2 separate regions of the Homo sapiens genome follow, and region 1 is linked to region 2. Evidence: chromatin contacts called from ENCODE Hi-C or POLR2A ChIA-PET data. All regions are on one chromosome and are shown on one strand. The core of a region is the stretch at or near the end of the contact, and the rest is flanking DNA. Distances in the headings are between cores, read along the strand shown. Region 1 overlaps ABTB2 (ankyrin repeat and BTB domain containing 2). Region 2 holds the start of CAPRIN1 (cell cycle associated protein 1).

Region 1 (5,742 bases), core at 2,661-5,160, 290 kb after region 2:
TACTTCTTCACTCTAAACAGTCATATTATTCTTAGTTTTCTGTGTTACAGTCAGAATGATTAATTTGCTATTAGCTACTTCTGGAAACAGTGATTCAAAATCTTTTCGCCACAATTCTGGACACGTTTGTATTGCACACTCCACTCTGGCACTTTCAAAGTTAAGTTTCTGCACTGTTAATTTCTTGTTCAACAGGTGCATCATTACCCTGAAATTCATTCACATATTGTGTCATCACAAACTTGTGTCTTTCACTTGATAAAGTTTCTGCTAGAACATCAGGCAAAGTTTTATAAAGCAGGCTTTTCTTCTGTGAAGCAGTCCCATTGAGGTGACAATCAAAACCTATGATCCCAGGAAGCTTGAACCTCTGATCTTGAGGTCCAAACGGTCCCATAGTTTCATCAGGCCACACCTTTTGAGAGCATATATCTGGAGGTAGAGCGGCCACATGAGACACCTAAACCTGACAATCCTGCGGTTGAAAAGGCTTTGGGATTGCCAACGTTTTAACTAAAGAGTAAAATCCTGGGAGATAGGAAAACAGTCTGGCTCTGTTACAAAGCACATTGGCCAACTCTACTGGAGGGGACAGTTCACTAAATAGCTTTCCTTTGGTAAAGTTATTCCAGTCACCACCACTGTCTCCAGCTGTCCCAGAACCTGACGTTCCTGCCATCCAATATTTGTTTTTAATTTCTCTACATTGTATTGTGCTGTAATATAATCTTTTGAGCTTATTTTTTTCACTTACTACTAAAGCTTATTCAACTAATTTTTCCTCCTATTCATTCAATGTCAGCTGAGCCCATGCACCTTCTGAGAAGCATTGTTTACACTTTTGCATTTCACATTTACAACACCATAAGGCAGGTACTACTATCATTCCAAGTTTATAGATTAAAAAACAAATAGGTTGAGGTACTTGCCTAGCACCACATTAAAAAAGCAGCCAGGCCAGGCACAGCATTCTGGGAGGCTGAGGCAGGAGGATTGCTTGAGGCCACAAGTTTGAGACTAGCCTGGCCAACATAGTGAGATCTTATCTCTATAAAAAATTTTAAAAAATTATCTGGGTGTGGTGACTTGTGCCTGTAGTCCCAGCTGTTTGGAAGGATCAGGTGGAAAGATCACTTGAGCCCAGGAGTTTGAGGTTGTCATGAGCCATGATCGTACCACTACACTCCAGCCTAGGTGACAGAGGGAGGCCCTGTCTCAAAAAAAAACAAAACAAACAAACAAACAAAAAAAAGCAGCTTACCTGCAGTTAGACCCGGGTTTGTTTCCAAAGCCCTTATTTCCCTACTGTAAGACTCAGGGTTAATGCTTGCATATGGGTGGGCTCCCTCCCCATGCCAAAGGAAGGGTGGCCAAAGATAACCCCCAAACTGGTAATCATCATCACCATCATCATGACTAACATACGGGAGACTCACACACCAGGTCCTGTTCCAAGCATTTTACGAGGTGTAGTTCATTTAATCTTGTCCACAACTATCATATGAGGGAAACAGGATTATCCCTATCTTACAGACAAGTAAACTGAGGCACCGAGATATGAAGTAATTTGTCCAAGAAGAAGTGGAGCCAAGATTTGAATGCAGGCAGTCCAGCTTCATACCCACACCGTCAATCACAAGGCCCTACTGCTTCTCAGTTTACTGAGGAGGACAACCACCTGAGTGCAAGTGAGTGGATTCGGATGAGTGCTGGCTAAGAGGAGGCCTGTGCTGGGCTTGCACCTGGGTGGAAACTGCAGCACTTCCGGAACCTGGCTTATTTGTTGAGGAAGGCCCCGATTCTGCGCCTGTCTGGGGAGAAGAGTTGCATGCAGGGGCTGTGTAGGGAAGGAGGCAGGGGTTGAGGAGGAGGAACAGCAGACCACAACACAGACAGCCTTAGGACGGGCACAGCTGACTGGCTGCTGGTCTCAGCCTAGGGAAATAACAAGGTTCTCAAAGCCAGGACTGGAAAGGCCAAAGGGCCGTACCTTGAGGAAAGATGGCACAAGCAGCTTTCTCAAAAAATTCTGACACTGTACTTATAATGCAGGATTCTTATTTGACCCAATAGCCTAATGCTTTTGATTAAAACTTTCAGCATGGAAAACGTGGGCTTTGAAGTCTGACAGTACTAATCTCAAACGCTGGCTCTGCTACTTGTGTGTATGGGTGACCTCGAGCAAGTCATTTCAACTATCTCAAGGCCTCAGTTTCCTCATTTGTAAAATGAGGATAAATAATGTGACCTACAGCTCACAGGCTGTAGTGAGGATTCCACAAGATACTGCATGCAAATCACTAGTGTCCTGCTCACCTCATAGTAGGCATTCGGCAAATAACAACCTATATTTTTATCACCACCGACTCATCACATTTGGTTGGAAAAATTAAACGAGATAGCATCCAATAAACATTGGTTATCTTTCTAACACCTCTCCCCACCTCCCCCTACTCAAATCACCCTAACCATGATCTCCATCTTACCACCCACAGAGAAGACCCTCAAAGACTGGCCTTTCCCAAACTGTACATCCTCAAGAGGGTCCTTTGCCCCATACATACTGTGAGAGGAGCGCAGAATAAAATCCACCCCCAGTGATGTAGATGGAATTCACAAACCTGCCCGTTTATCTAGAATCGCCGCAAGAGTTGCTTTAAAAATACAGATGTCGGCCAGGCACAGTGGCTCACACCTGTAATTCCAGCACTTTGGGAGGCCAAGGAGGGTGGATCACCTGAGATCAGGAGTTCAAGACCAGCCTGGCCAACATGGTGAAACCCTGTCTCCATGAAAAGTACAGAAATTAGCTGGGTGTGGTGGCGCATGCCTGTAATCCCAGCTACTTAGGAGGCTGAGGGAGGAGAATTGCTTGAACTCAGGAGATGGAGGTTGCAATGAGCTGAGACTGCACCACTGCACTCCAGTCTGGGTGACAGAGTGAGACCACTTCTCAAAAAAGAAAAGAAAAAAAAAATACAGATGTTCTGGTCGGGAATGGCGGCTCACACCTGTAATCCTGGCACTTTGGGAGGTCGAGGTGGGTAGATCACTTGAGGTTAAGAGTTTGAGACCAGCCTGGCCAACATGGTGAAACCCCATCTCTACTAAAAGTACAAAAAAAAAAAAAATTAGCCGGGCGTGGTGGGGTGCACCTGCAGTCCCAGCTACTTGGGAGGCTGAGGTGGCAGAATCACTTGAACCGGGGCAAGGCTTGCAGTGAGCTGAGATCACACCACTATACTCCAGCCTGGATGACAGAGGGAGACTTCCTCTCAAAACAAAACAAAAAAACAGATGTCTTAGCCCCACTTTTACAGGTTTTCACTTAATAGATTCAGGGTGGGTTCCAGAATACTAATGTTATTTTCAAAACTTATTTATTACTATTACTTTTATATAGAGACAGGGTCTCATCAGCCTTGGAGGAAAAAAGCAGAACCTAAGCCTAGGAATATCAACAGTAGCAACAGTGGCAGTGATGGTAGCAAGAGCACTCCCTAAAGCCCCTTCCATCGTCTTGAAATCAGCAACAGTATCTACCTCTGCAGGATACTGTGTGGCTCAAAGGAGAAAATGCAGGTAAAACATTGTAACACATCTAAGTTCTTACTGTGTGCCAAGCCTTATGTTAACTGTTTTATATACATTTTGCTATTTTGTTTAGTCACATCATCCCTGGGAGGTATTTTTTAAAACACCATTTCTCGTCATCTTGACCAGGCTGGTCTCCAACGCCTGGCCACAAGTGATCCTCCCACCTAGGCCTCCCAAAGTGCTAGGATTACAGGTGTGAGAACCTGCACCCAGTCTAGAACATCAATTTTTAAAGTGCTTCAAGATGTTTCTGCAACCAGCCAGCTCCGGCAATGAGTGACTTAAGGGAAAGGGGAAGAAGTGTGTGGGCTCATGCTAGAGGTCACCACACCCCACTCCACACCACATCCTTCTGAGGCCTGAGGGGCTGTGGGGACAATGAAGGCGACCACAGCACAGATAACAAACAAAGCAACTATTTGGCAAGAAGAGTCTGAGTTACCCATTAACTATGAGTGATCTGTCAGTGCCAGAGAAGCCTCACAAAAGACGATGGTGTGGTCGCCTGGGAGGGCCCTCAGTGAGGACCCAGTTACACCAATGGCAACACAATCATGCAATATCCTGGCCTTGTGTCCTTCCTGTTTTCTCTTTGAGATTGGTGCTTCCCTGAGTAGAATCATCCCTGGAAAGCAGGGATATCATCATTTCTCGGTGCCATTTGGATTCCCCCAGTTTAAACTCCTCTCTTGTAACAATGGTGATGAAAATTACTGGATTCCCTACATATGATTCCAAGTTATTTGGATTTCATCACTAGTGGCAGATTTAGCACATTCTGGATGTTGGCAAACGAGTGGCAATTGCATAAATACATGAGCACTTCACACCACAAATTAATCCTATAGAAATAATCCAGCTCTGATTACACTGTTTGACTGGGTGGTGCTTGTTAGCTTGTTATACAGCTGGAACCAGCAGGAAGGAGGCAGGCTGGTCACCATGTGGGGTACCAGAATGACAACTGCACAGTCATGCTTTATGATAACTGCACAGTATGCTTCTTAGCCCCACCATCCTCCAAACAAACAAACAAACAAACAAAAACAAAAAAAGAAAAAAGGACAGGAAGGAAGGGAAGGGAAGAAGGAAGAATAAAAGACCACACAGAGTCCATAATATGCAAGTTTAACTTAGACACTCACTTTACACACTAAACCCCTTCTGGGTCGCTTTTTCTGACTAGACAGATAAGACATTCTCAAGGAGAAAATGCGAACAATACGTGAAAAAATAGTGCACCAAATGCCATTGCTGGGAAGCAACAATAATGAAGATGGCAACAGTAGCTCATACCTGGTGGCTGCTACCTGCCATGTGCTGGGCTAAATGCTTTACTTAGCATCATCCCATTTAATTCGCACAACCAGCCTGCCAGGTAGTTTTAGTATAATCGCCATTTCGCAGATGAGAAGATTGAGGTATTGCAAAGTTAAATAATTAGCTATATGATCTAGCCAAGTGACTGGGGGAGTCAAGGTGCGAACCAACCCAGGACCCAGGTGTGACCAAATATCTTTTCAGAAGGATCCTTTCTACAGCTCAAGAGAGGACTCTTTTGGTCCTACTCTTCTCAGAGATACTCCTCCCAAAGCCACCCTCAGCTAAGATCTCAGTGAAGCCTCTGTTAGACTCAGCCAAAGGACCACAGGTCATGTGAAGCACTAAAAACTTTAACCTCAAGTTCCAAGGAGCCCCAGATCCTGGCAGTAGCTGTCCAGGTGGCGGCTCTCCAGGTAGATACCAATAGGCCAGCTTTAGGCAAACACCTCTGAAAGAGCTCACCTCCCATGGTGGAAGAAACAGTCCCTGAATGAAAGCTCAGAAGACCTCCTAGTTCAAACAAACAAACATCCTCTGATTTATGACAAGAAGCCAGTCAACAAGCTCAGTAGGAAAGATGAGCCTTAGAGGAAAAAGCAGAACCCAAGCCTAGGAATATCAACAGTAGGAACAGTGGCAGTGATGGTAGCAATAGCACTCCCTAAAGCCCCTTCCATCATCTTGAAATCAGCAACAGTATCTACCTCTGCGGGATACTGTGTGGCTCAAAGAAGAAAATGCAGGTAAAACATTGTAACACATCTAAGTTCTTACTGTGTGCCAAGCCTTATGCTAACTGTTTTATATACATTTTGTTATTTT
Region 2 (5,834 bases), core at 2,663-5,162:
TGTCCACGCTGGAGTGTAGTGACATGATATTGCATCCTCGAACTACTGGGCTCAACTAATGCTCTCATTTCAGCCTCCCGAGTAGCTGGGATTTCAAGCACATACCACTGTGTTTACTTTTACATTGAGTAAAGTGTGTAGCTTCTAAGAGTGTTCAATAACAAACAACAGTATTTCGTGAAATCTGAAATAACTATTCTGAACATATTGTACCTCTACAAAACATGAAGTCCTGTTTCTAAGCATAATATTACACGCAAGAAAAGGTGGACATAGGAAAATATAAGCGGAAAAGGATGTTATCTCAGCTGATGACCAAAATGTAAGAATTCAGAGACAGTATGGACCAATAGTAATAATAATATTAAAACCGTACTGATATGTTAATACAGTAGGCAATACTTAGTGACAAAATAGTTGTGCCAGGCATGCTATTGCTTATGAGGATCCAGAGATGGAAAAACAAAACGACTGCTCTTTTTCTTTGAAAAGCTTAGAGTTTAGTGGTGGTTCATGGACACATAGACAATCATTGATTGAATTACAATAAAAAAGACTGTACTGGAAAAATTATGATAGAAATGTCTACTCCTGACTTGTAGTAAAATGATGGAAAAACAAATTTAAGAAACTTTAAGAGCCTTAGCTATGTGAACAGTGTAGTTCACACTTTGGTCAGGTTTCTGTCAACCTGAAACAAAGAGGCAGTTCATATAATTCAGATGAAGATTCCTCTCTTTTGCTACAAATAAGCATTAGCTTATTGGGTGACTCAAGTTCAAGCAGTTGAATTATTTTGCTAAAATGATCAGGATAAATAGTTTAATTATTCACTTTGTGGAAACTTCAAAGTGCTGTGGTCTAATGAATTGAACAAGCAAATGTCAGCTTGAAAGATTTGTTATTGAAATATATTATTTTGCATATTGTTGTATTTGCTTTATGTTAATATATTTAATATTGGCATATATTAAAGTATACCAAGGTTTTTAAATTTATAAACCATTTATAAACATATTCTGCTCCTCCAGTGTGTTTTCTGGGAACCCTTTATTTCTTCAATGATGCAATGACTGCAAGTTACTGCATAGCTCTGTACTAGAAAAAAGGGTTTAAAAAATGAGTATTTAAAATTCACATAAACATAGCTTCAGTCAAGTAGGAAATACACAAATTTGAATGACTGAGACCTTGGCATTGATCTGGGCAGGAAGTGAGCTTTAGGACACAGCTTTGCCTTAAATTTATTGGTCTTTCTGGACTTGCTGACCTGAACAGACAAACGCAGAATGTCAGAACACCAATGAAATGGGATTGGGATGATATAGGAAGTGAAAGCGTGACAGCTTCATATATTCACCAAATATTTCTGGCTCATCTGCTTCCTACCCGGCATCTGATAGAATACCATCTCTTGACTCCCTTATAGTTGGATAGGGTCATGTGACTCTTTTTGGCCAATGAATTTAAGCAGATGTGATGCATATCTACTTGTCTAAAGCATTTAATTGACTGAGATATTCCTGAGTTCTCTTGTGGTACAGTGATCAGCAACACTTGAGATATGGCATCAGCATGAATCTACTGAGTGACTACTACGAACAGGGCCCTCTGTTGAACTGTGATGGATGTGTACCATTTGCAGTTGTTTTTTGTTTTTTGAGACAGTCTCACTCTGTTGCTTAGGCTGGAATGCAGTGGCACAATCTTGGCTCACTGCAGCCTCTGCCTCCCGGGTTCTCGTGCCTCAACCTCCTGAGCAGCTGTAATTACAGGCATGCGCCACCACACCCAGCAAATTTTTTTGTATTTTTAGTAGAGACAGGATTTGCCATATTGGCCAGGCTGGTCTCGAACTCCTGACCTCAAGTGATCTGCCAGCCTTGGCTTCCCAAAGTGTTGGAATTACAGGCATGAGCCCCTTCACCTGGCCCCTTTGTAGTTTTAAACCAGGGATTGGCAAACACTTTTTTTGTAAAAGAAGAGATAGTATTCTAGGTTTTGCACACCCTACTGTCTGTTGCACACCCAAGTACTCAACTCTGCTGTGCTATGGCAGAGAGGCAGTCATAGAATGGATGTGCATAGATGGATTGGATGTCTCCCAATAAAACTTTAGACATTGGTCAATTCCGAGGAACAAAACAGTGATTTCTGAAACTTTAATGTACACACAAATCTCCTGAAGATCTTGTTAAAATGTAGATTCAGTTAAGTCTGCTATGCAGTCCAAGATAGTAGTGATAGTGGTAGTGAGAGAGGTTGGGCTGAATAAACTTTGAGTTGCAAGGAGCTAAAGGATTATCATCTCCGTTTCTAGCCTCTAGGCCTGGCATAATTGCTCAGCGTAGTGCTAAGGATGGTTTAGGTGACTAAATTTTGAAACTATGACTCCCCATCTAATGCAGCAAAAGCCAAAGTCCTTACCGTGGTCTTTCAGGCCCTACAAGACCAGCCCCCTTTAATATGTTTGACCTCATCTCCTACTCTCTGCTCTTGCCACTATGGTTTCCGTGCTGTTCCTTGAACCCAAAAAGCACACTCCGTCTCAGATCTTAGTACTTGGTGTTTCCTCTACCTGGAAAATTCCTCCTCCAAGGTAGCTGCTTAGCCTTCTTCCTCACTTCCTTCAGTACTAGCTCAAATGTCAGTAAGGCTTTCCCTGACCACCGTTTTTTCTTTTCTCTACCATTTCACTATCTGACATGTATTTACTTGTCTTCCCCTTACTTAGATTGTAAGCTCCATGTAAATATGTTTTGTTCATAATCCCTAGCACTTAAGAGTTCCCAGCACACAGTAAGGTGCTTAATAAATATTTGAATGAATATATAACAGACTTTGCAGCTAACCAGGATATCTTGAGGTCGGAGGCTGCTGTTGTTTCTCCAGGCTCCCTCAGGATGCACTGTTGCCAGTCAGCGTTACTCATTTTATTCCCTAGGGAACAGTGGGTTTGGTAGAACTCTCTTCTAAATCTCTTTTTCATAGAATTTAAATTATAAATTGGTCATTTACTGTTGTCACACAATATTGCGTTGCTGAATTTTCCACTGATTATATTCATTTTATTTCCTCCCAGAACTTGGTTTCTTGTTTTTCTGCTCACTGTCCACACCCACTCCACCCCAAGGCTGGAATAATTCTCTTGGAGCAAAAAAATCATCTTTTTCTTTGTATTTCATTGAACGTTCTCTTTACAGTGTTAGGTAAACCTAAAAAAAAAGGAAACAAAAGTCTAATAATTCGTAATACTCAGGCCTACTGGATGTATAACATCATAGGGTAGCTGAAGACTCTTTGTGAGGCCAGAGCTTTAGGATTTAAAAAGCCACCAACCATGACCGTGTCCGACACGTTCTACAGAGAACTCCTAGGTTACTGGGTGATTGTTTGGTGGGGAAGCGGCGAGTTGTCTTTTTTTCAAAAGACGTTTTGGGGTATGGAGTTTGCTCGCTCTGCATACAGAAGGAATTCTAGAAGCTGGGATCGCACCACCCACCCCACGCACCCCTTACTTGCAGAAACCTTTGCCCCCCAACCCCCACCCCCACCCCAAATAAGGGCTCTTCAAGGGGCAGTTGCCAGCTCCAGAGCCAGCTGCTTGACACCTATTGTCCCCGTTTGGGCGTCAAACGATTTCGCCTGAAGGACCCTAGCGTCGATTGCTCTCAAAACTCAAGGGGCCTTTCCTTCGGCCTTGCCGGGGCCATCCCCACCTGCGTCCAGGAGGCGCCCCACAGCGCCGGGGCCGGGGGACGGCGGAGAAGCTAGCGGGCGGCCTCTTCCGGGCAGGCGTTCGCGCCGGGCAGCCCGAGCGGCCGCGAAGGCCCCCGCTCTCCGCTTCTCCCGCCCCTCGCGACCCAGAGGGCTGCTGGCTGGCTAAGTCCCTCCCGCTCCCGGCTCTCGCCTCACTAGGAGCGGCTCTCGGTGCAGCGGGACAGGGCGAAGCGGCCTGCGCCCACGGAGCGCGCGACACTGCCCGGAAGGGACCACCACCCTTGCCCCCTCAGCTGCCCACTCGTGATTTCCAGCGGCCTCCGCGCGCGCACGGTGAGCGCCACCCGGGACCGAGCCGCTGCAGGGGAAGAGGGCCGCTGCGCCCGGGTGTCCTTTATCTCCGGACCCGCTGGAGCTTCCGAGGGGCTTGCCCCCAAGTCCCCCCACCCCACCCCGGTCATTTCCCATGCCCTTCTCTGCCCCCAAGCCCCGACCTCTCTCTTTCCTCCCTTCTCCGGAAGCCGGCAAAAGCCGGCCCTCCCCGGTAGGGACCGTTGCAGTGGCCGTTGGCGGCCGGCGCGGCGATGCCCCGCCTCCGGCGCGAGCCTCGGAGCCCCCGGGCTGGTAGGCCGAGCCGGCGGCTCCGCGGGGGAGGGGCGGGTCGGGGGGCGGTGCGAGGCCCAGCCGGGCGCCCCGCTGGCGGGTCGCGCGCGCGCCCGCGCACTCTTCCTGCCCTCGAGGCGCGCCGCGCCCCCTCCCCCACCCGCTCGCGTAGGCTACCGCTCGCTGCGCGTTTTGTCCCGCGTCTCGCCCCGTCCGTCTCCTGACTGGCCGCTCTTGTCCTTCCTCCCGCTTTTTCTTCTCTCTCCTTGCGGTCTGAAGATGCCCTCGGCCACCAGCCACAGCGGGAGCGGCAGCAAGTCGTCCGGACCGCCACCGCCGTCGGGTTCCTCCGGGAGTGAGGCGGCCGCGGGAGCCGGGGCCGCCGCGCCGGCTTCTCAGCACCCCGCAACCGGCACCGGCGCTGTCCAGACCGAGGCCATGAAGCAGATTCTCGGGGTGATCGACAAGAAACTTCGGAACCTGGAGAAGAAAAAGGTGCCAGGAGTTGGCGGGGAAGGGAGGGGTGGCTGCGGCCGGGCTCTGCGGCCCCTCCGACCCTGGTCGCTGGAGCCTTCGCTTCTTTTCGTCTCGGGAGCGTTACTAGGTCCCCTCCTCCCACCCCCTGGCCCACACGCCCCGTCTCCACGTTCAGCGGGAGCTTCGTGCCCAGAAAACGGGCTCTTGGAAGAGGCACTTGTCACCTGACTCGGACGCGGCACTGTACCCCAGGCCTCTTTATTACTCTTCCGCTGTGGGTCCGGCTTTTTGGCCTTTAGGAGTGGGACATGTGAGGGTGGGGGCCTGTCGTCAGGACTTCACTGTATGGTGCCCTTCTTTCCGTCTCTGAGGCCCGATTTCTCTGACGAGGGCCCAAAATGAAGAGGTCCCTGCGCGGGGGGCTCCGGGTTCAACCGACCGCCTCGTGGAGTTGGGGCGGCCTGCGTCCTGCAGCCTTGGGGTCTGTCCGCTCGGTTACCATGCACTCGAGACCTGTCGAGCGTCCCCTCTTCTTCCGTAGGAGAGAAGTGTGTTTAGAATCTTAAGGTAGAACTGCCTTTCCGGCAGGCCCATTTTGAATGGGTCTTCGATTTGCTACCCCCGCGCCCATGCGATGGGCTCCCCTGCGTTTCCCTCTTTGTTTCAATTGTTTAGGTGTCCCCCCGAGCCTCAGGCTCAGCTCAATCGCGAGATGATTTTCTGCAGCGACTTTTTGTTCCTAGGGGACTGTGAAGGGGCGGGGGACTGCCACGATTTAGATTCGTTGGGGGCTGGGTCCTGGGGAGACTGGAGAGGATGGCTGGGACTCGGGGCACATGGAGAGAGCGTCTAACATGGCGGCGGCTGCGGGGAGAGGGAAGCGCTTTACTGGAGCTGCATTGTGAGCACAAAGCGAAAGCAGAGGGGGAGGGCAGAGACCAGGCAGCCGCCCCGACTGGCCTCCTTAGGCCCCCCTCTAAAAAAAAAAAAAATCGAGCCACACCCACGATTTTTTGGATTCAATATTTAGTCCT

The links. A loop is a pair of places that touch in the nucleus more often than their neighbours do. ChIA-PET counts read pairs that join two places held with the same protein, here RNA polymerase II (POLR2A). Pooled maps may share reads with other maps.
Region 1: a loop to region 2 is called in a pooled map, with 2.7 times the contacts of the local background. The contact joins the enhancer-like site here to the promoter of CAPRIN1 in region 2. A Hi-C loop is called at or near these places in 2 of 37 single-sample maps with no recorded cell type and 2 of 50 pooled maps. POLR2A ChIA-PET finds 5 or more read pairs at or near these places in 2 of 52 experiments (HCT116 and activated CD4-positive, alpha-beta T cell).

What each region holds. Positions count from the first base shown.
Region 1 is chr11:34,335,426-34,341,167 of GRCh38, forward strand. The region is part of intron 1 of ABTB2 (ankyrin repeat and BTB domain containing 2); the gene reads right to left. It also overlaps the pseudogene MMADHCP2. Among named protein-coding and RNA genes, the nearest start is that of ABTB2, 20 kb to the right of the region's middle. Within about 2 kb of position 3,911, at least 3 of the 41 ENCODE cell types and tissues checked have a DNase peak (open chromatin) inside an H3K27ac peak, as active enhancers do.
Region 2 is chr11:34,047,819-34,053,652 of GRCh38, forward strand. CAPRIN1 (cell cycle associated protein 1) reads left to right here and starts at 3,913. Exons shown (of 19, transcript NM_005898.5): 1 at 3,913-4,053; 2 at 4,603-4,818. The coding sequence starts at 4,603. LOC101929918 (a long non-coding RNA gene) reads right to left here and starts at 5,509. Exons shown (of 3, transcript XR_931177.3): 1 at 4,501-5,509; 2 at 2,853-3,215. RefSeq lists silencers at 3,568-3,767, 3,627-4,176, 4,217-4,516 and enhancers at 5,127-5,196, 5,267-5,336, 5,407-5,476, 5,507-5,786.